Regions from separate parts of the Mus musculus genome. Here regions 1, 2 and 3 are each linked to region 4. A link is a loop called in an ENCODE intact Hi-C map of the cell type or tissue named here. Cell type or tissue: left cerebral cortex. All regions are shown on one strand. Region 1 holds the start of Iqch (IQ motif containing H). Region 2 holds the start of 2300009A05Rik (RIKEN cDNA 2300009A05 gene). Region 3 overlaps Aagab (alpha- and gamma-adaptin binding protein). Region 4 holds the start of Gm25064 (a small nuclear RNA gene).

Region 1 (5,000 bases), 470 kb before region 4:
ACTGGAATCCATCATCAACACCACACACACACACACACACACACCAGGCTAAAAACTACATATGAAGTAGAATTATATAATTACAATAATTATAAAATACAGAAAATATGCAGGGGCCCCGGGGAGATGGCAAAAAAAACACCACCAAAATGTCAGCTAACATTTTTTTCTCCATATGCTAAATTTTACTAAATTCAACATGAAGTAGAAGGGGCAAAGATGGGAGACCTGGTGGGAGGGAAGGGGGAGCACTCCCTGGTGGGGGATGGGGGAAGGGGAGCACTCCCTGGTGGGGGGTGGGGGAAGGGGAGCACTCCCTGGTGGGGGATGGGGGAAGGGGAGCACTGCTTAGGGGAAGTAAGAGAATGGCAAAGAGTTTGGTTCTCATTTATGAATGTTGTAACTAAGCTTCTGCCCTAGCAAGGAACTGTCTAAGTGTTCAGAATAAGCAAGTTATAGAATACCCGTGCAGGAACGACAGCATGCCTAATTCTGTCAACAGGTGTAGAAAATAATTACAAACTGCACGATGCTTTACAGGCTCGGCCGCATTTGCAAGCCAGCACCCACGGTCTCCCAGGACACCTCTTCATGTGCCCCCTTTAAGGCTCAGCAAAGCCTGAGTTAAACAGGTGATACGCTTTTATAATAAGGCCAACCACTTATCCAATGCTTGCCACGTGCTGGCCTGTGGCCAAACATAATCCTCAGCCCACAGATAGGAAGATGAAGGGCAGAGGTTCAGTGACTTGCCCACAGTCAGAGCCATAGACCTGGCCAGTGAGCTGCCTCCTCAGCTCTAGCTCACTAGTCTCTCTGACCTACATTTCAGAGCTCATTTTGGGGTGGGGCTGGGGTTTATCTCTGAGGTAGAGTGCCACGCTCAGTATGCACAGAGCAGTGGGACTAAAAAGCAGAAAACACACACACACACACACACACACACACACACACACACGTATATTCGCGTATGCACAACAAAGGCAAAAAAAACAAAACAAAAACAAAAACAAAACCCTGAATTTTATAGCCCTTAGGGTCCAGAAGCAAAAGCACTGGGTGCAGTAACACCTCAAACTCATTTTTTTCCGGGGAACTTTCACCTCAGAAAGAACTCAAGAAATGTAACTGCAAGTGAGGGGGCACCCAACAAATATCATGTACACACAAGTATGCATGTATGTACATTACACACACACACACAATCAAGGGGAGGGAATCAAGAACGCCCACAGCTCTCATCTCTAAGGGAGTAAGCGTTTATTCTGGAGCCAAATATGAGGGATCATGAAAAGGGAACAGGAATCAGGGGTGCCTCAAGTCAAATGTTCCAACGTGGCAATAACAATTCCATGGTGTTCTTATAGGAACAACAAAGCTACATATCAGGATGTTCTAAAAATACATTGAGGGGAACAACAGGTTGGTGGATTACAGCACATCGTGGAAGCCCTTGCTGTAGGCCTCAGACACCAACTGATAAAATTCTTAGCCTTTGGGTTGATGGAAGCTAGGGGGTCTGTTTGCTTATTCCCAAAAGGACTTTACCTGATAGTCAGAGGATATTAGGTCAGACACAGAAGTGGGCAACAAATGGCTAAGAAGGAGACTAGAGACAGTCCACGAGAATCTGGCTACAGTTATTAAAATTCCAGCTCTCCACAATCACAGGAGTTCTGGTCAGTCCATCATCCTGGCAGAACACTAACGCGCGTGCATTTTTTGTTTGTTTGTTTTTTTGTTTTTTTGCTGAGCACTTCAGTTCACAAGAGGAACCACTACCCCAGCAGCAGGGGCATAACCCCCAAACACAACACCGCAACTCCAGCGCCTTACATTCGTCTAAGAGCACAATTTCCGGGGTCTTGAATATCATCTTAGGGGGTGCTTGCCACCACCCCTGAGGCGGGAGGTCAGAAACCGGCCTCACTTTACACAGGCAGAAGGTTAAGCGCCTGGCGCCGAGACCTGCGGAGGAGCCGGAGCCTAGGGCCCAGCTCGGGCAGAGCCCGGGAGAGGTCGCCGGCCCTGCGCCCATGGCTCTGAACTGGGCCTTGCAGCCCGGCTCAGACGTCGGGTTACTCACGTTGCACCAGCCGGTCCCCGGTGAAGGTGGCGGAGCAGCTGGTAACCAGCGCGCAGGGTACACCGGCAGCCATCGCTGCGGCAGAGCGGGTTCCGCGCCGGCGCTGCTTCCGCCTTGGGCCGTACCACTGCAGCGGGCACGCGGGGGAGATGATCCGGGCACGCGCGCTGGGCGGGGCCGCGCGCTGGGCAGCCGAGGCTCCGGCTGGCCCTCACACCCCCCTTCCCCGCTCCTCCAGTGGAGCGCGCCGGTCGCGCGCGCCGCGTTGCTATGGTGACGGGTGCCCGCACCATCTAGGAGCGCTCCGCAGGAGGCCATACCTCCGGAGCCTAGTGTCTTCTGCCCTCCTTAGTCATGGCGCAGGCCCAGGAGGACAGCGACCCCATTGGATCCATCCTAATCCAGGTGGGAAACAGGCCGGGCTGGCGGCCGCACAGACCTCCCCTCGAACCCCGAAACCTGTGATCCCAAGCACCACCATTTATTCTCTCGGCCCTATAGCAGGAAACGCCTACACTTTAGGGCATCATGCTCTGGGGGTTGAACACAGGACATGCTAGCGCCAAGCAAGTGCTTTACCGCTAGGCTGCATCACCTGTCTTCCTTATACTTCGGGCCCAGATGGTCATTGACTGTCTTGGAGCACCCTCTACAATCCAGGCAGGCCTGGAACTTGTGATCCTCCTGCCTCAGCCTCCTGAGTAACTGGGATTATCAATCTGTACTAGCAGGCTGGGGTGCTCAAGGCACCATTTAAAAATAAATTATGAAATGTTTAAAGTCCATCCATGGCTTGGGGATGTGAAGGAGAAACAGATTCATCATTAGGAGGTGGTGAGAAGTTCGAAGAGAACGTGAGCTATGGGACCCGTGCTTCTTAACCTACAATAGTCACTGCTTGCTTGGGAACACACACCCAAGCTTTTTTTAAAATTTTTTTTTCTTCGAGACAGAGTTTCTCTGTGTAGCCCTGGCTGTCCTGGAACTCACTCTGTAGACCAGGCTGGCCTCCAACTCAGAAATCTGCCTGCCTTTACCTCCCAAGTGCTGGGATTAAAGGTGTGCGTTACCAAACATATTTTTAAGATCACCTGGATTACAAAACAACATAAAAAATGAAAACTTGGAGAAATATCTTATTTATAATCTAGGGAGAAAGCTCTCAAAGACTTGACTTCTCCAGTGTAATTCAGTTTGTGACAGTTGAACAATTTTTCTGAAACAGCTAGGTTGGTTTGGTTTTTTTTTTTTTTTTTTTGCTTTGTTTTGTTTTGTTTTTTTCCGTGTTTAGGTATGGGTCCCTTTAAGATGGTCTCACTTTAAGAAGTTCTGTAAGACCCCCGATGCTGGGCCTCTGCTCAAGTCCCGGGATGAGCTGGCCAACACCCCAACATCTCGAGAGAAAACCACACCTGATGCAAACTGCAAGAGGTTTTATTATCAGCTAGCTGAGGACGAAGTCCCTCCACAGTGCAGGGCAGGGGAGTTCGACCCGAGTGGTGACAGTAGGGGGCTTTTAACAGCTAGCTGAGGAATTGGGAGAGGTGTTGGGAAGAGTTGGGAGGAGAGCTGGGAAGAGTTCTTCTCTTCTGGGTGTCCTTGGTGAAATTTACAAGGCAGGTGTGGGGAGTGAGTTCTTTCTGAATTTTTATCTCCGTGTCCTCGGCACAGGAAGGCAGGCATCTCTGGTTGTACAGTATAGAAACAAAAAGGCTTTTTGCTGGCTATAGAGAACAAAGAGCTTCTTTCTAGCTATATTTTTAGAGATCAGGGAAAACAAGCTTGGGGACCGTCCAGGGGCTTTACCTTCCTGGGAGAAACGCTCTAAGTCGGGGTCCCACAGTTCACCATAATTTCTAACTCATATTTAATTGACAAAGGCTTGAGATAGCGTCCTGAACGCTTTAGAATACACATCCTAGTACACCTTTTTCAAAACTCCAGAGTTCCTAAGCCCACTAGCTTCATAGACATCCCCGTTATGAATTGGACCTAAATCTTACCTGTATCACACTCAACAATTTCCCCTGTGGTGAATTTAGCCAAATATAACACCAGCGAGGACAGTCCCCACCCATGTCCTCACTGACACCAACTGCAAGGTCATGTATGAAGCTCTCGAACAACCCTCACGTCAGTTAGGCTGGCTGTGAGCCTATGAGTCCCATGGCACTCTCACATTTTATTTGTGAGAAAGGCTCATGGAAGTCAGAGATGAGCTACCCTGGTGATTAGGATTAAAGTTAGCCAAGGAGAGAGATGCATAGCAGAGTCCAGGGGCCATCCCAGAAGAGGTGTCAGGTATCACCTCCTTCCAGGCACAACGTGTGACATCGTGTGACATCGTATAGAAGCTGGACAACTAGAAGAACTTCCCTGAGCTTTCTCCAGTCAGAGCTGGGATGTTGCTCAAACTCACATGGCCCTCGAGGCTGACTCTGTGAAGACTCCCGTTCCTCCACACGTCACAACAGACACAGGGCAGCTCAAAACCCCACTGTAAATAAACTGTGTTTGTTGTTAGACTGCCTTGTGACTAAAGCATCCAGATACTTATGTCAGGCAGGACATTCCAGAGGTTTAGAGCTCATCTCTGAGTAGCAGAGGGCCAGACCTCTCTTTGAGTACAGTTATGTTTTTCTCTATACAGAGCCCCCTTTTCATTGACACAAAACAACCAGAACACTAGTGGAGACTTGTCCCCAGTCCTGGGATCAGCCAGTTCTTCTCACAGTGACCTGACTACAGGGGCAGTAGTTTCCTGTTCCAGCAAGCCTGAAGCATAGCTTAAAAAGAGAGAAGGAGGGGGCTGGGGAGATGGCTCAGTGGTTAAGAACACTGACTGTTCTTCCAAAGGTTTTAAGTTCAAATCCCAGCAACCACATGGTGGCTCACAACCATCTGTAATGAGATC
Region 2 (5,000 bases), 260 kb before region 4:
TGTGTAGTTCTCATAATTAGTCTTCTGCTGCCATTTAAAAATATAAATAACAGAAGCATTGCTCACCTTTAAGGTAAATCATTAAAAAAAAAATTCTACTTTTATTTTAAAAAGTTAGTTTTTCTGGAAAGATCAGGATTTTTCTGAATAATATAGAGCCAAAGCAGAAAATCCAGGAAACGAAATGGCAGTTTAATTGTCACTGTTTTGCAATACAAAACAACAGCAACAAACCAGTGCTGAAAGCCCAGTGCTCCCCTCCCTACTCAAGAACAGCAAAACCAAGGCAACAAACTAGCTGTGATTCTGTTGTGGTGCCACTTTACCTATGAAACTACTATTAAAAAATTAATTTTATAAATGTTTAGAAATAAACACATTGTGTTTATAATTTTCTTTATATGTTAGAATTCTGTGACAGATTTTGTCTGAAAAAGGGCTCCATTGCTTTTAAAACTTTACTTTGAAAATGACAGTTCTGCTGCAGCTCCCTACCTCCCTTCAATAGTCCTCCTAGCTATTCTGCATATCAAATATATCATGACTTCACCTAATCTTTCTTTAAAAATCGATATCTAATAGAGAATCTTATAAAGTTCAAACTATTTGCATGACTGCAAAACCCCCCTAAATATTTAACATATTTGTGGAATGAACTCAATGTTGACTAACCCAAAACTGGTGACTATAAAAACAAAAATGTTGCTGGAGAGATGGCTCAGTGGTTAAGAGCATTGGCTGCCCTTCCAGAGGACCTGAGTTCAATTCCCAGCTACCACATGGTGACTCACAACCATCTGTAATGGGATCTGATTTCCTCTTCTGGTGTGCATGAAAATGGAGCACTTGTATACACAAAATAAACAAATCTTCTTTAAACATCACACTATTCTACATCCTTCTTGAATTTTCAGCAAATAATTGTTATATAGTTCCAACACAGAGAATTACTTCATTTGCATATGGTACTTTCCAGAAACCTCATCCTATTTACTCATTCTCCCCACAAAAATTGAGGACATATAAGAGTAATGATACTTTAGACATGAGGTTGTATGCTAGCAGAAAGTCTGAGAAATGCTTCCCTTACACTTTCATGGGTAACTGAGATTGTTAAAGGTTGGTGACTGCCAATTCCGGTCCTAGTATTTACTGTGTTCTCAGGAGGGAAGTTTTTCTGAGCTTTAGGGCACTAAATGAGAAAACATAGGACTGCTTTTCGGGTTTTGGGGGTGGTGGTGCGGGGACAGGGAGGCAGTTGAGACTTGCTCTTCTATGTAGCCCAGGCTGGCCTCCACCTCCCCATCCTCACATCTCAGCCTTTTCAGGGCTGTGATTCCAGGCAAGCGCCACATCTGGCTTGGGACCCTATCTTGCACTATCTAGGTAGGATTCAGTCTGGACAGTGAACACGACTGTGAGGACATCTGCACATACGTGCAGTCTGAGGTCACCAAGCGTCCAGCCCGGGCAAAGGCCAGGCCTTGGTGTCAGCTCACTTTCCTGTGCACACCTCAAGCACCTCAGCATCCCTGAGGATTTCCCTGGAGCCCAGCGCCTGACAGCCAGACCGGGTTTGTCGCTGTGGAGGATTGTTTTAACATTGTCTCCCTGCTCCGAGGTTACCTGAGGCCAGAGGTGACAATTTTCCTGATCTGCGCAGTCGCTCCGCCCTCCCGTCCCGTCCTGTGCGCACGCGCCGCACCTCAAGGCGCTCTCACCCGCGCGCTGCCCGCTGGGTGTCCCCCGCCCTGGCCTAGGGTGGTGAGGGGAACACGCATGCGCACACTCGCCTGACCCCGCCCCCAGAGGCCCGGCCCCAGGGGCCCAGGGCCGGCTCCCCGGCGTGCCCCGGCCATGGAGGCCCTGCGGAGGGCCCACGAGGCTACGCTGCGGCTGCTGCTGTGCCGGCCCTGGGCCTCGGGCGCCGCCTCCCGCCCGAAGCCCCGCGCCTCGGAGGTGCTGACGCAGCACCTGCTGCAGCGGCGGCTGCCGCACTGGACTTCCTTCTGCGTGCCCTACAGTGCGGTCCACAACGACCAGTTCGGCCTGTCGCACTTCAATTGGCCGGTGCTGGGCGCCAACTACCACGTCCTGCGCACCGGCTGCTTCCCCTTCATCAAGTACCACTGCTCCAAGGCGCCCTGGCAGGACCTGGCCCCGCAGGACCGCTTCTTCACCGCGCTCAAGGTCATCAACCTGGGTGAGTGGCGGCGCCCTCGTCTGACCCAGGCACTCCTCCATCCCAGGGCGGCCGCTGGCCCACAAGCACGCTGCTCGCTCTCCAGGGCCGGCCCTTCGCATCCCCGGTGGGCTGCTTGCAGCACCCCTGAGGTCGTGCCCTGCCACTGTCCACCCGGGAGAACCCTGCCCAGGGCAGCGAGGAGTGAGTCCCGACAGTGGCTCCGAAGTTGCTTAGCAAGAGTCATTCCCGCGCTCATCACCAAGAGCCTTTGGAGGACAAAAAACTGGACGGACTTTTAAAGTTTCTTTGTCTTTCTGTGAAATCTCAGCAATTGTGTTTTGCTAAAAGCAGTAGGTTCTCTCCAGACATCATATTTTCTCAGGTGCTAGACTTAAAAGATGCTGTCTTTTAAGATCCTTTAGTATCTATATTCCTGAAGATAATCTAATTCTGACGGTCCTCCTGCTAGATGTGTGTGTTCTGTGGTCTAATGGCAGAAGAGTCAATATCACGGATTGTAGATGTGACAGCATTTTATAGATTAGGGAAAAATTCAAGTCCTCAAGATGTTTCGGACCTATTAATAGCTGCTAAAAAAAATATTAACTTAGATGTCAGTCACTCAAACTCTATACAAGGAAGCAGAACCAGTATAATCCAAATAGTTTTTTTTTAAATATTGCTGTCTAGGGATTTATTAACTTTTTTATTAGATTATTTTCTTTATTTACATTTCAAATGTTATCCCCTTTCCTAGTTTCCCCTCCGAAAATCCCCTATCCCCTTCACCCTCCCCCTCCAAATAGTTTTTTTTTTTTTTTCAATCCAAAATTAACACTAAACTCTGTGTAGCCGTACTAGTGTTACATATAGTCTGGTAGTTCATTCAATTTAATAAAGCATGGGCATTTCTGCTTATAATAACTCAAATAGCACTTACGGGATTTTTGAGCCATTGTCCCCCTGGAAAATCCAGGAAGGAGATTATACACCAATGTGTCTCATAACTTGTTTGATCCACTCTATACAGTGTATGTCAACTAATCCTGAGGTTGGTATGAAACTATGGGAAAAGCCAAAATGCTAACAAATTAGATTTGTGAAATGAGTTTATTTTATTATTTTCAGAATTGGCAGGAGTCATTCTTTTCCAAATACTGAGATATAGGTTAGGAAAACTAGTAGGCCAGGAGGAGAAATGGGATGAGGAACTGTGGGAGGGGGACCAGGAGGAGGGCAACAGCTAGACTGTAAAAAAATAAAATTAATAATAAAAGAAACCCTAGCAGGTCAAGCCATAGGTAAACTATATAGGCTGAATCCCTTATATAAAATGTCACAGGTTAAAATAAACATTTCCTTAAAGATACCTGTCATGACTAAGGGTTTATCTTTTAGCTGTAGGTCATTAAGACATCAAAAGAAGAAAAAAAAAAAACACTTCCCACACAGAAAAGTAAAACCTTTTCAGAAATACAACAGATGTAGGGTTTTTTGTTGTTGGTTCTTTCTTTGTTTTTTAATATAAAATAGTGATTTAACAGTGGGCTTTTAGAAAGTCTGTAAGTATAGCAGAGAAAGTGTTCCTGTATGCTGTGCTACAACTTGGCTTACTCTGAAACCCTTTTCTGGACTTTACTAAAAACCAATTTAGTAATTTTGGTTTTTATTTTTTGTCTGAAGTAAGAGAAATATGAATTAAGTAAGAGGATCCTAGCTGGCGAGGGTACAGTTTGCCCATCTGGATCAAGTCCCTGGCTGGGAATAAGAATACAAAGGATTTTATTCCTTGTCTTCCTTTGTAAATGAGTAGTAATCAGAATAATTAATTTTCCATTTTGTGAATACTAAGGATTTCTGTTGACTCATTTGTTCCCTTTCTCCTCCACCTTCCCTTCAGTGGAGCTGACATTTTCCTGATGGTTTATCAGCCTGAGTATCCTGCTGGGAAATAGATTACGATTTAAGGAAAGCAACTCACCACTGGAATGGCTGGGTTATCGGAGCCTTACTATAAAGTTCCAATTGTTTTAAGTTCTTAATTCAACAGTAGTTTACCTACTGTTCAGTTAACTTAAAATGAATGATCATACAAAGAACTGTTTCTCAAGTTTGTTTTGATCTTCAGTAATCTGAATTTTATTATTTCATGGAATCTTAAAGATTTTGATTTCAAAACATACTGACTAAAATTTTTTAATGTGGAAAACACAGAGGCACCAAATCTTCCTCATTTGTGCACTATTCTCTTCATTCTAGGGTGAAAAACCCTAAAAACCTCATTCATTCCAGGAGAGAAACTACAGAATTCTGATTCCCTTATCAATTCTGACCACTATCAATAAGCAAGACTGATAATGGCTCCTGCACGCCATTGTTACTAAACCAATAACCATTAACCAGTTTTTAAATTTTATCTGGGAGAATTTACTTGTATGATTTGTTTTTAAAAGTATATATTTTAAAAGAGTATTTAACTGAAAGCCATGATTAATACCATAAAATATAATTCTCAGGGTCACTACCATTCCACCAATTCAATCTTTAGTGTTGGTTTAAAAGGCATATTATTTTTATCTTACTCCCAGTATGGATAGAAAACTAATAACTGCTTTGAGGGCCTTTTAAAATTCCTCATCCCCAGCGATTTTCAGATTTTGGGTTGGTAGTTTCATATTGCAATTCATTTCTTATTTGAGCTTGTACCCCTCACTCCTCTTTTACTTATGCCTACCTTGTCCTGGTCTTCTCTTGACCCTCTGCCTTCTGACCACATACCACTGGGTTTTTTTTCTTTTTGGATGAGTGATTTGCA
Region 3 (5,000 bases), 490 kb before region 4:
TGTGTGGTCAGCTCTCTCATGCACTCATAACTACTGCGCTAAGCATCCGCAGTACAATGGAAGCAACACTCCTGCTCAGGAGACCTGTGGTCCTGTACCCCCTTAGCTAACTTGCTTTGTGTATGGACAAGTCACCTCCCCAATCCCTCCTTTTCCTGTAAAAGAAAGAAGCCGTAGCAAATGCATACATGGAGATACTAATGTTTTGCTCAGGCTAATACATACACACAATTGTGTCAAAGAAAGCAATGTCCCTTACATCCTATAAAACACAAGGACAGGAACTGAGGAGATGGCTCAGCAGGGTAAAGTTCTTGCCACAAAAGTGCAAGGACCAGAGGAGTTCAATGCTAGGTAGGTATGGTGACCCATCTGTAAGCTCAGCATGTGGGAGGCAGAGACAGGGATGCCCTGAGAGAGCTGGCTACCCAAAGCAGCCAAAATGTTCAGTGAGATACCTTGCCTCAAAATACTAAGTGGAGAGTGACTGATGTCAACCCTGGACCTCTACAAACACACACAAGTACATAAGCCCCCTCCCTTCCTGCAACTGTGACTACATATTCATATGCAGCAAAAGAGCCCAACAGTAACCCTACAAGGTCATTATAATTTTTCTTTAACAAACCCACACACCATGCTCTTGGGTGCATCTTGCTTTCTTCCTAAGCATCTTTCTCTTAACCTTGTGCTTAACTCTATATGAGTTTTTAACAAACTACATGTTTACACACACATGTGCACATGCATACATGTATGTGTAGCCAATGCAATCTCCTCTCTTTACGCTAGACAGCCACCATTCTTCCCATTTCACTGATCATTCAGTTACCCTGAACCAAATTTTGTCCAGTTCTCTGAGGCAGGATCTCATTATACAGTCAGGTTGATCTCAAATTCAGGGACTTCCTGCTTCAGTCTCAAGTGTTGTGCTTACAGGCATGGGCCACCACACCCAGCACACAACTTCCACGAGACTTTTCTTCACCTCACAGGTACACTAGGAAAGCTGGTACTGGAGTAGACACGTGGGAGCGCACATCACGGACAGAGAAAAATGTCTTAGCACTGTTTTCAGAATTATAGCACAAAGTAAAAGAAACAGCTTTGCCCAGAAGACCAGCTCTATCTGCCGAGGCCTTTGATTTCTTTATGCGATTAATTGCACACAGCTCTGAGCTGTTACTTAAAAGCACTCAGTCAGAAAGGGTGGGTGACCATCTGGCACAGATGCCATGGTGCTATTCCTGCACTATTTAACAGGCAAGTCCAGAAGCTCTTCAGAGTTTCCTGCCCAGGGCAGTTGAGAGAGGCATCCCCGACCCACTCAGCATCCCCCCAGAGGTGAGTGTAGTGCCTGATACAGATTCTTCTGGCCCTCCTGGGCCTCCACTAAGAATCACTCAGTTGAGGTACGCCTACAGTCGCCTTTCTCTCACCTGGAAGATTGGTTTCTTCTCCTGTTCTTCTCCATCACACAGCAGTCAGTCCTCTCTCAGTTATATCATGCCATCTCTTCTATTCAAAGCCTTGGCAAAGTGCTTAGTTTTACCTGAGTGGATGCCAAAGCTATCAAGATGTCTTGCAGAGCCCTAAATATCCAAGTGTTCTATCTTTCGCCCATCTCTTCTCCTCTGTAGTCATAGGGAGCACCTAGCTATCCTTCAAATGCCAGGGTGCTCTCACCTTACTGCATGCCCTGTCAAGATGCTCTTCTCCCAGGTCTAAATCTCTACCTGCCAAGGGATCTAAGCTGACTACCCTATTTATACTGCAATCTACCCCAAGCCACAGTGCCCTCTCCGGTTTACTTTCCCACCACCCCTCACCTTGTAGCACTCTACATAACTCACTGGTGTCCTGTTGCCTAGTGAATATTGTTCCCACAGGGAGCCCGTAAGTGCAGACACTGACTATTCAACAGTGTAAACCAAGCACGGGCCCCCGAACACAGTGTGTGCTCAGCAATTAGTGCCTGAATGAACTTCAGACTAGAACCTAAAGTCTACACCAAGGAGAGACTGGAGGCCAGCAGTGGCCTCCAAATGGCCAAGTGCACAGGGTCTGACAACACTCTTATATGATGGCAGATGCCAAGGAGCACAGGTGACCTTTGTGTTGTGCTAATAACACAAGTCACAGGTATGGAGGAGGAAGAAGGGGCACACACCCTGCCTTCACCTCTCCTAAGGTGAACTAATACTGGTCCTGTCTTGTCTTTCTTCCTGTGGCTTTTGGAAGTCAGGATTCAGGAATGAGAAAATACAGGCTCTTGGTGACTATAGAATCGGAGGCCAATGCAGCTTTCAAAATGCTCAATTCACTCTCCCCGATCAAGCACACTGGCACAAGTCAAAACTAGATGACTACTTTGTGCCAGCACGTCTCACCATGCCTACAAGCGAGTCCCTGCAGCTCCTAACACTGCAGCTGCCACCCACTAGTAGATTGGCCCAGACAGCACCGGTTTCAAAAGTTCCCAATGTGCAGCCAGGACTGGAAGTGGCTGATGAAGACCAACTTCATCATACAGGTCAAAAATATAGCCCAAGGCTAGAGAGACAGTGTGGTGTTTAAAAGCGTGCGCTTCTCTTTCAGAGGGCCCTGAGGAGTTTGGTTCCCAGAACCCGGGTCAGGCAACTCACAACTGCCCATAACTCCAAATTCCAGGGCATCCAACGCCCTCTTCAGGACTCCACAGGCACTGCACACACATGTACCCCATCCCACGTACACGGTTTAGTAATTTATAAACATAACGAGTTGAATGCACCGAGTTCAAAGCATACAGGGTTCTGGGAAGCTGAGCGTCACCACAAACCAGTCAGAATGTCTGGGGGCGGATGACCAGAGCACTACTACTTACTAAGTTCCCTGGGGATTGCATGTCGCCAGCCTGGTAATGAGTGTGACACTTCTTGACCTCTGTGCCTCAGGCAAAGTCATTTAACCTCTGCACCTAACACTTATTGGATGCTGTGAAATTAAATCGGATAACGAACATAATCTAACTCAAGGATATGAGAAATGCCAGTCACATATCAAAGCCACCCCTTTTACGTATAGAATTCAGTGCTTTTAGTATAGTCACAAAACTCTGCAATGATCAGCACTAAGTCAAAAACACGCTTTTCATGTTCTGATGAGGAAATTCCATCTCCTTAGCAACCTCTCCATCAGCCCCGGGGACCACTAATCCATACTCTGCCGCTATGGATTGAATTGTTCTAGATATCTCCACAAAGCACAATGACACAAAAGCTCTGGGCAAAGCGGTGGCATGGTGGGTTCGCCCTGGCAGAGCTTGCACATACTTGTTTAGAGCAGAGTCACCCAGTCTGCTGAATGAGATGCCCACTGGTTCTGGAGTTGCTCTCATCCATGGGCTATCGTGCACAACACTGCTTGAGCATTTATAAGGATGCCATGCACGGACATGCTTTTTTGACTGAACACACCTAGCAGTGCAAGAACCTGAGTGCATGGTAGCTTTAAACATAACTTGTTCACTGCTGTTGCTTTCGGATGAGTTCCTATGTGCATGTAATGTATTTGTCATGCAATTCGGTCACTCTCATCCCCCTCCCCATTACCCTTTCTCAGCCCTTCCCACTCTCACTGAGCCAACCTTCTTCCAGACAGTCTCTATCCCATTTTCATGGCTGATTTGGGGTTTTGTTGTTATTCTGTGGCTTCTTTTCTGACTCACAGAGTTTAATTAGGGCTGCATGCATAAGCATGGGTGGAAGGTTACTTACTGGGCAACTTTAATAGCAGTTATATCACAGAAGAAAATGACTCCCGCTTCCCAGCAACCATTAACTGCCAATAGCTCCTAAGGTAGGTGAGGCTTCATGAACGCCTCTCCCACCCATAATGGACCATGGATGGACCCTTCTCTTATGCCTAATTTTAGGCTTTCAGAAAGCCTACTGTGTGACTGGGTAGACAGCTTAGCCATTTGAGTGGCTGCAGTGCAAATAGAAGGCCCCGAGTGTCTCCTCACACCCAAGTAAAAAGGCAGGTGTGAAGGCATGTGCTTGTCAGCAGAGCCTAATCAGCAAGGCCTCGGGGTCCAGTGAGAAACTGTCTCAAGATACAAGGTGATGGCTCTGAGGAACAACAGCCAAGGTCGACCCTTGACCTCTTCATATATCTATATCCCACCTCCATATACGCATCTACACACCTGCACATACACACAATAGAAATAAAACAGAAGAGGAAGGGAGGAGGCGGCAGCTGCTGAGGAAGATGTAGCTTGCTGGCGTGCACAGCAGAGAAGCTGCAGGTTCTCAGGGCGCAGAGGAAGCAGGCTGCCCTGGAAGGACCTGATGGCCCAGCACACAGTCACACAGAGCTCTGTCTCTGTAGGGACAGACTTGAAACTCTGCAAGATGTCCTACTTCTTAAGACCTGCACATCCCTGGCTATATCGCTTGCTTCTCCTAGGAGGAGGTGGTTATTTTGTTTGCAACACAGACCTCGGTCCTCTTAACACGAAAGTAAACTAATGCCGAAATCTTGGGTTTTAGCTGGAAGCACAGCAGTGTCCCAGGACTGCAGAGAAAACGAGACGATGGTAAAGAGCCACACAAATCTGCATGTGCCTCTGCCTCACACGTAAAGAACACCGCTCCACTGACTGAACACACAGGATGCAGAAATACGTCTGCATGAAGATGTAGTCCTAGTTTGCTCTGCATTGCTGTGACAAACGTCAGGACTAAGTCAACTCTGGAGAGGAAAAGGTTTCTTTTAGCTTAGAGTTGACAGAAAACCAACCTGTGCAGAAGCAAAGTATGCTCAGTCTGTAAATTCACACACGCCCAGGACCTCCCAACTACCCAACCAGTCCCTGCTTTGTTACATAATTGTCATAAGCTAGGCACCCCTCCCGGAGACCTTATCCTCTTTACATTACATGCAACAGCTAACACAGTGAAACTGCTAAGGGGTCCCTCTTACAGTGGTTTAGGGAACAGTGACAAGAAAAAGAG
Region 4 (5,000 bases):
TACAGATCCACCTAAAACTCACTCAATCTCCTCCCCCGCATCAGGGCTGCATCTCCCCCCCCCCCCCGGCTTTACCCGGGGAGGGGGATTACTGCCTTGTCCCCTGGACAGTGGTCCCTTCCTTCCTGCGATTTGCTTGTACAGCCGGAAAGTTAATTTTTACCCCTTACATTTCCTATGTGTGAAGTCACCTGCAGGGATTTGGGGTGCACTCAGCAAGAGAAGCCTCTCCAAGCTGTTAGGAATCCAGAATTCGATCATAATTGCTCTGCTTGCTGAAGCGGGCATCATAGACCAGGAACACTGGCCTGGTAGAAGTGAGGAGTGAAGGGCTAGAAAGGAGCTTGGCGAAACTGATCTAGAAAAGATGCTGAGAGTTTGCCGTCCCGCCCAGACAGATGCCCTGTGGTGCATCCTCAAGAAGCCTGTCTCTACCCCGAAGGAGGAAGCTCTGTCCTCATTATAATAATCTCCCCCTCCTAGTCCCAGGGCATTTTTGGAGCTGGAGAAACCAAACCCCATGAGGAATGTGAGGTCTGCTGGCTGCAGATGCAAGGGCCAGGACTCTCCCCGGGCTGTGGCCCGGAAATGCAAATCCTCACCTAGAGGCCACCAGCCTCAGTTTCTGCAAGGAAACTGCAGGAAACCCATTCTTTCCTGAGTAGTGTGGAGGACGGAACTGAAAAAGCTCTTTCTCTTACGAATTTTTCAGCCCAGACTGGCTTTCATGTCCTCCTCTGGCTAGCAAAGGTCCTGCGATGTGCCCTTTATTTTTTCCAGGTCCTCACTTCCCAATCTCCATTAAATGTCGTTCGACTGTCTCTGCCCTGAGGCTCAGGGAAACACTCCAAGAAGAAAGCCCATCTGCAGGCCGCTGCCTGGACCATCGCCTCCAAGAACAGGCTCTCAGCCTAGCACCGCAGGCTCTCCCCAAGCACTCTCTAGGGGACCTTGGAAGCGAAGTCGAAGTCGGGTCCTGCAGTTCTCTGGAGTTTCAGGCGGGGAGTTTCACTGGAGGCCTTTTGTGATGCAGGCAAGCTGGGACACAGTCTGGGTGATGGCGAAGAGAAGCAGATGCTGAGCCCCTTGCACGGGTGAAACCCAAGACTACTCAGTCCCTGGGCTGTGGCTGAGACCCTTCAAGCCTCGGATACTGAGAGAACAAGACTGGTGTGGAAGTAAGGGTGGTGGGGTCAACCAGGCAAACTGTAGGGCTCCCTCTTGCTATTCTCTTTCTGGGATCCCCAAGGCCTTGGAATCATTTATGTAGGGGTGAGGTAAAAAGGGCATGGTTACTCTGCTCACTTCTGGGCTGCACCCACCGCGAAAGTGAGACCCACTTAGGAAGTGACTTGTGTTCCCAGGGCACCCCTGCAGGAGAGGACACTTGCAGATTGCATTCGAGTATTCTGTGGTCTCAATGCATCTAAATGCACAACCCTTTTCTGTAAAATGGGCAGGACAGTTGCCACCTAAGCCCGAAGGTCCGTGGCTACACACCAACTAAGGAGTCTGGAGAATATTGAATTCTCGCGTTTTCCCTCCAAACTCCCCCAAAGTGGAAAAAAGTATACAGGGACCTTGGGCTAGCCAGAAGGAGAGCCTCAGATGGTAGGGAGCCTCTCAGGGTTGGAGGTGTTGGTGGATTCGACCTAGAAAGTTCCATCGCGCAAAAAAATAAAACAAACTACAAAACACAGAAACCCTCCTGGGCTCTGCATCACTTAGAAATGGCTTGTTCCCCCCCAAAATGTTAATAACCAAACGATTGGTATGGATGTAATTATCAATAATTATACGAATTATTGCTGATTGCGGGGCTCGTAGCTACTTTAATTAGCTTACCAGATTCTAATTAAGTTAAATGAAACATTAATAGAGAAAATATGCTTTAAAAAAAAACCCAGGATTTTTAATGTCTATTTCTCGCCACAATGTTGCCACCTTGCGACGAACTTTAGGCATTACAGCCATCGCAAGCGGCTCAGACACCTTCGCTCTAGCAGAGAAAAGTGTGCTTGCGGGATTAAGGGGGATTGTGGACACCGGATTTCTCCGGGTGTTTGCTTTGGCAACTCTGTTTCCCTGCGTTCCCTACAAGACTCTGCCTCTGGAATACAGGTCCGGAGCTGGGGAGCTATGTAAACATGCCCGTCCACGTCCTTTCTCTAGAGGAACTCCATCCCTTTTGGGAGCTGCGTGGGACAGATTGTCGCTCTCCACCACTGCGACAAACCTTTCCTAAGAGACTAAGTAGAGAGATGTTTTATGCCCTTGAGACACCAGTAAATTGCTTCTCACCTCTGTCTCCTCTGCCAATGGGTTCCTCACGTCCCTGGCACAGCTAACTTCTGAGTTCTACAGGGCTTCAGGTTCCTGAGTCTAGGAGGACACTTACTTTCTTGTTATCTTTGGCTGTATGAGTCGGCCTCCCAGGGGACCACAAGTACCTCCACAACTAAGGTCATATCTTATTTTTCCTCCAACGGTACACGGTGCCCACGTGGAATATCCACGTGAAAGGATAGTTCATCTAGGTGCTGGAAACGTCTGAGGGAAGGGATCCCCAGGTGCTTCCGGACAACAGCCACTGAGATGCAATTACGCTCATTTACATAAGGTTAATTAAGCTCGAGAGCTCGCTGCTCTCAAAGAAGATCCTTCATCAATAGAATTAGTGTTGGGGCAGGGTGTCGAGTAATTTATCATCAACTTAGGAAAGAAAACCCTTCCTCCTGTCCCAACTGTGTCTCAAGAACACTACCTCCACATTTTGCAAGCCCATGGTTCACACATTCCCAACTACCCTGCCACACCGTACAACCGTAAGCCTTTGCAGATATGCAACTCTCACCTAGAATCCGGATCGCCAGTAGAAGCAAAACTGCCCTTCACGACCCCTCCATGCTTTCCATCATTCTAAACAGCCTCACCTGGTCCTCCCCATCCAGAGGCCCCGGTGGTGTTCGGTGATGTGCTAAGAGTATAAACTCTGTAACCAAGTTCTCTGCCTCTCCTTGTGTGGTAGGGAACCCACAACAAGAGTTGGAACTCTGTTTCTGCTTAAAACATGACTTCATGCAGGGATGAGCTAATGCAGGTAAACCCTGGAAGACAGTCTGGGTGAAGAAGAGCTAGCACATCTGTGTGTGATAGGAAAGGACACACCCCCATAGGGCATTATCCAGTCTGTGGACCTCCCCTCCTCTAGCGCCCACGAAAGGGGACAGAGCAGTGCTCTCTCCAGCCTGGCCTTCTGAGCTTTCTGAAGACACTTGAAAGCAGCCATAAAAACCCACGTTGGAAAGACATCATAAGGTGCCAACGTTGGATGGCTACAGGTGGCCAAAGGGGCAAGAGATTGGCCCAAGTATTTGAGCAAGTTAGAGTAGAGCCAGAAAAGACAATCAGGGCTTTAGATTTTTTTTTTTTTCCTAGCCCTAAGGATTGCATACCCCAACAGAATGCCAGGTCCTGTCCTTAAGATTCAGGGGGTTTCTACTGAGTTCCTATACCACTCCATTCCAACATAAGCGATCCTGCCAGTCCTTCCTGTCGGAGGATGAAGCACCACACTAGTATCCGTAGTGACTTTGATTGACAGCACTCTGGGAGATAATTTAAAACTGTTTATCCAAATGGGACATCTGATTGAAACAGAACTGTTGATACGATTCTAGGCCAGTCTATGCTTTAAAGGAAGGCGGAAAGCCGAGGCGCAAGGAGTCCCACAGATCTTGATTCAGCCACTGTAATCAGGAAGGGGTCATGTCACCTCCACAGACTAAAACAGAAATATATACAGAGTGGTACGCTGCTCTACAGCCAGCGGCGGCATGTGGGGTTCACCTAGTCCACCCTGGTCTTCAGGGCTGATCACAGGTGTCACTGGGGCGAGCCCGGGAACCGCAGGCGTCCCAGGGGCTGCAGAGCCCACGCGCGGGCTCAGGAACCAGGGAAGCACATACCCCATTTTTCTTTGAGGAAGAAATTGGTATGTCAGAAAGCACTGAGTAAATCAGCACAGGAAATTTGAACTTAAGGAGGGTGGTCGTTTCTTCTTCATCTTGATGGTTAAGATTTAAGCATTATTTATGCACTAGTTATTTGGCAATAACTAGTAAATATTGTGCAACCAGGAAATTTTGCTTCCATAGCCAGTGTCTCTTCAAAGGTATCAGACCTAGTTTTAAAGGCTTGCTAGTCTCGCCCAGGTGACTCTACGGCTTTAGCAAAACCATTCCTTAGGGCTAAGGTGAAGAAATAGGTTATTGAGGAGGGGAGAGATGAGCTGGAGCCAGGTGTGGTAGTGCACGCCTGTAATCCCAGCAATGGGGACGTGGAGGCAGGAAGAGCTTAAGTTTGAGGTTATCCTAGACTGTATAGCAAACTCGGGGTCATGGTGGAACCTGTGAGACCTATCTCAAAAATTAAAATAAGTCACAAACTGCAACTGAAGCCCATGGATAAGGCGCATTGCAAAGTGATGGGTCTGCTTATGTCACGCCTCACATTCCTTCCTTGAGTACAATGGTTCGATTTAGTCAAGCAAAAGGTAAAACCGTTGGGGCTGTTTTGGACTTCATGAGGGAAAAAAAAATTAAGTAGGAAAAATATGGAACGCTTCACGAATTTGCGTGTCATCCTTGCGCAGGGGCCATGCTAATCTTCTCTGTATCGTTCCAATTTTAGTATATGTGCTGCCGAAGCGAGCACGAACAGCCCATTTTCTCAGGAAGTATATAAGGACAAAATTTTAAGTTCCTTTTAGATTATGGTGAGAAGTTTCTATATTGTTTTCAAAATCAATGACTCCCCAAAGTAGTACCTTCTAGGTTTTATGTTATATGTTCGAAATTTTTTTATTTAGACTCAGAGTAAGTTCATTTATATTCGAAAACTCTTTTTACATTGTATATGCAAATGAGGGGACGATGGGAAACAGACTTGTTCGGGACTGAGCTGTGCGCAGCCCTGAAGTCACAGTCCGCCACGTGATG

The links. Peaks named below come from ENCODE experiments on the same cell type or tissue, not always from the same donor. Only the 100,000 strongest peaks of a DNase experiment are listed, where the experiment ranks them.
Region 1: it touches region 4 in a loop (7-fold over the local background); 14 of 42 quality-filtered maps call a loop at or near these places.
Region 2: it touches region 4 in a loop (6-fold over the local background); 8 of 42 quality-filtered maps call a loop at or near these places.
Region 3: it touches region 4 in a loop (2.9-fold over the local background); 7 of 42 quality-filtered maps call a loop at or near these places.

What each region holds. Positions count from the first base shown.
Region 1 is chr9:63,599,858-63,604,857 of GRCm38, reverse strand. Iqch (IQ motif containing H) reads left to right here and starts at 2,365. Exons shown (of 22, transcript NM_001311098.1): 1 at 2,365-2,491. The coding sequence starts at 2,441. Aagab (alpha- and gamma-adaptin binding protein) reads right to left here and starts at 2,212. Exons shown (of 10, transcript NM_025857.3): 1 at 2,087-2,212. The coding sequence starts at 2,159. In left cerebral cortex, a CTCF peak has its summit at 2,622; DNase peaks (open chromatin) are centred at 1,486 and 2,300; H3K4me3 peaks cover 2,584 bases; H3K27ac peaks cover 1,151 bases.
Region 2 is chr9:63,396,079-63,401,078 of GRCm38, reverse strand. 2300009A05Rik (RIKEN cDNA 2300009A05 gene) reads left to right here and starts at 1,835. Exons shown (of 2, transcript NM_027090.1): 1 at 1,835-2,203. The coding sequence starts at 1,858. It overlaps Gm16759 (a long non-coding RNA gene), which reads right to left and starts at 1,762. Exons shown (of 5, transcript XR_003948339.1): 1 at 1,627-1,762. In left cerebral cortex, no CTCF peak of the experiment used is centred here; DNase peaks (open chromatin) are centred at 1,745 and 2,373; H3K4me3 peaks cover 2,244 bases; H3K27ac peaks cover 1,379 bases.
Region 3 is chr9:63,621,778-63,626,777 of GRCm38, reverse strand. The region is part of intron 5 of Aagab (alpha- and gamma-adaptin binding protein); the gene reads right to left. Among named protein-coding and RNA genes, the nearest start is that of Aagab, 22 kb to the right of the region's middle. In left cerebral cortex, a CTCF peak has its summit at 2,676 (motif pointing left); DNase peaks (open chromatin) are centred at 1,473 and 2,465; H3K27ac peaks cover 1,036 bases.
Region 4 is chr9:63,132,999-63,137,998 of GRCm38, reverse strand. It overlaps Gm25064 (a small nuclear RNA gene), which reads right to left and starts at 4,716; the gene lies at 4,610-4,716. In left cerebral cortex, a CTCF peak has its summit at 1,955; DNase peaks (open chromatin) are centred at 1,961 and 4,520; H3K4me3 peaks cover 1,750 bases; H3K27ac peaks cover 306 bases.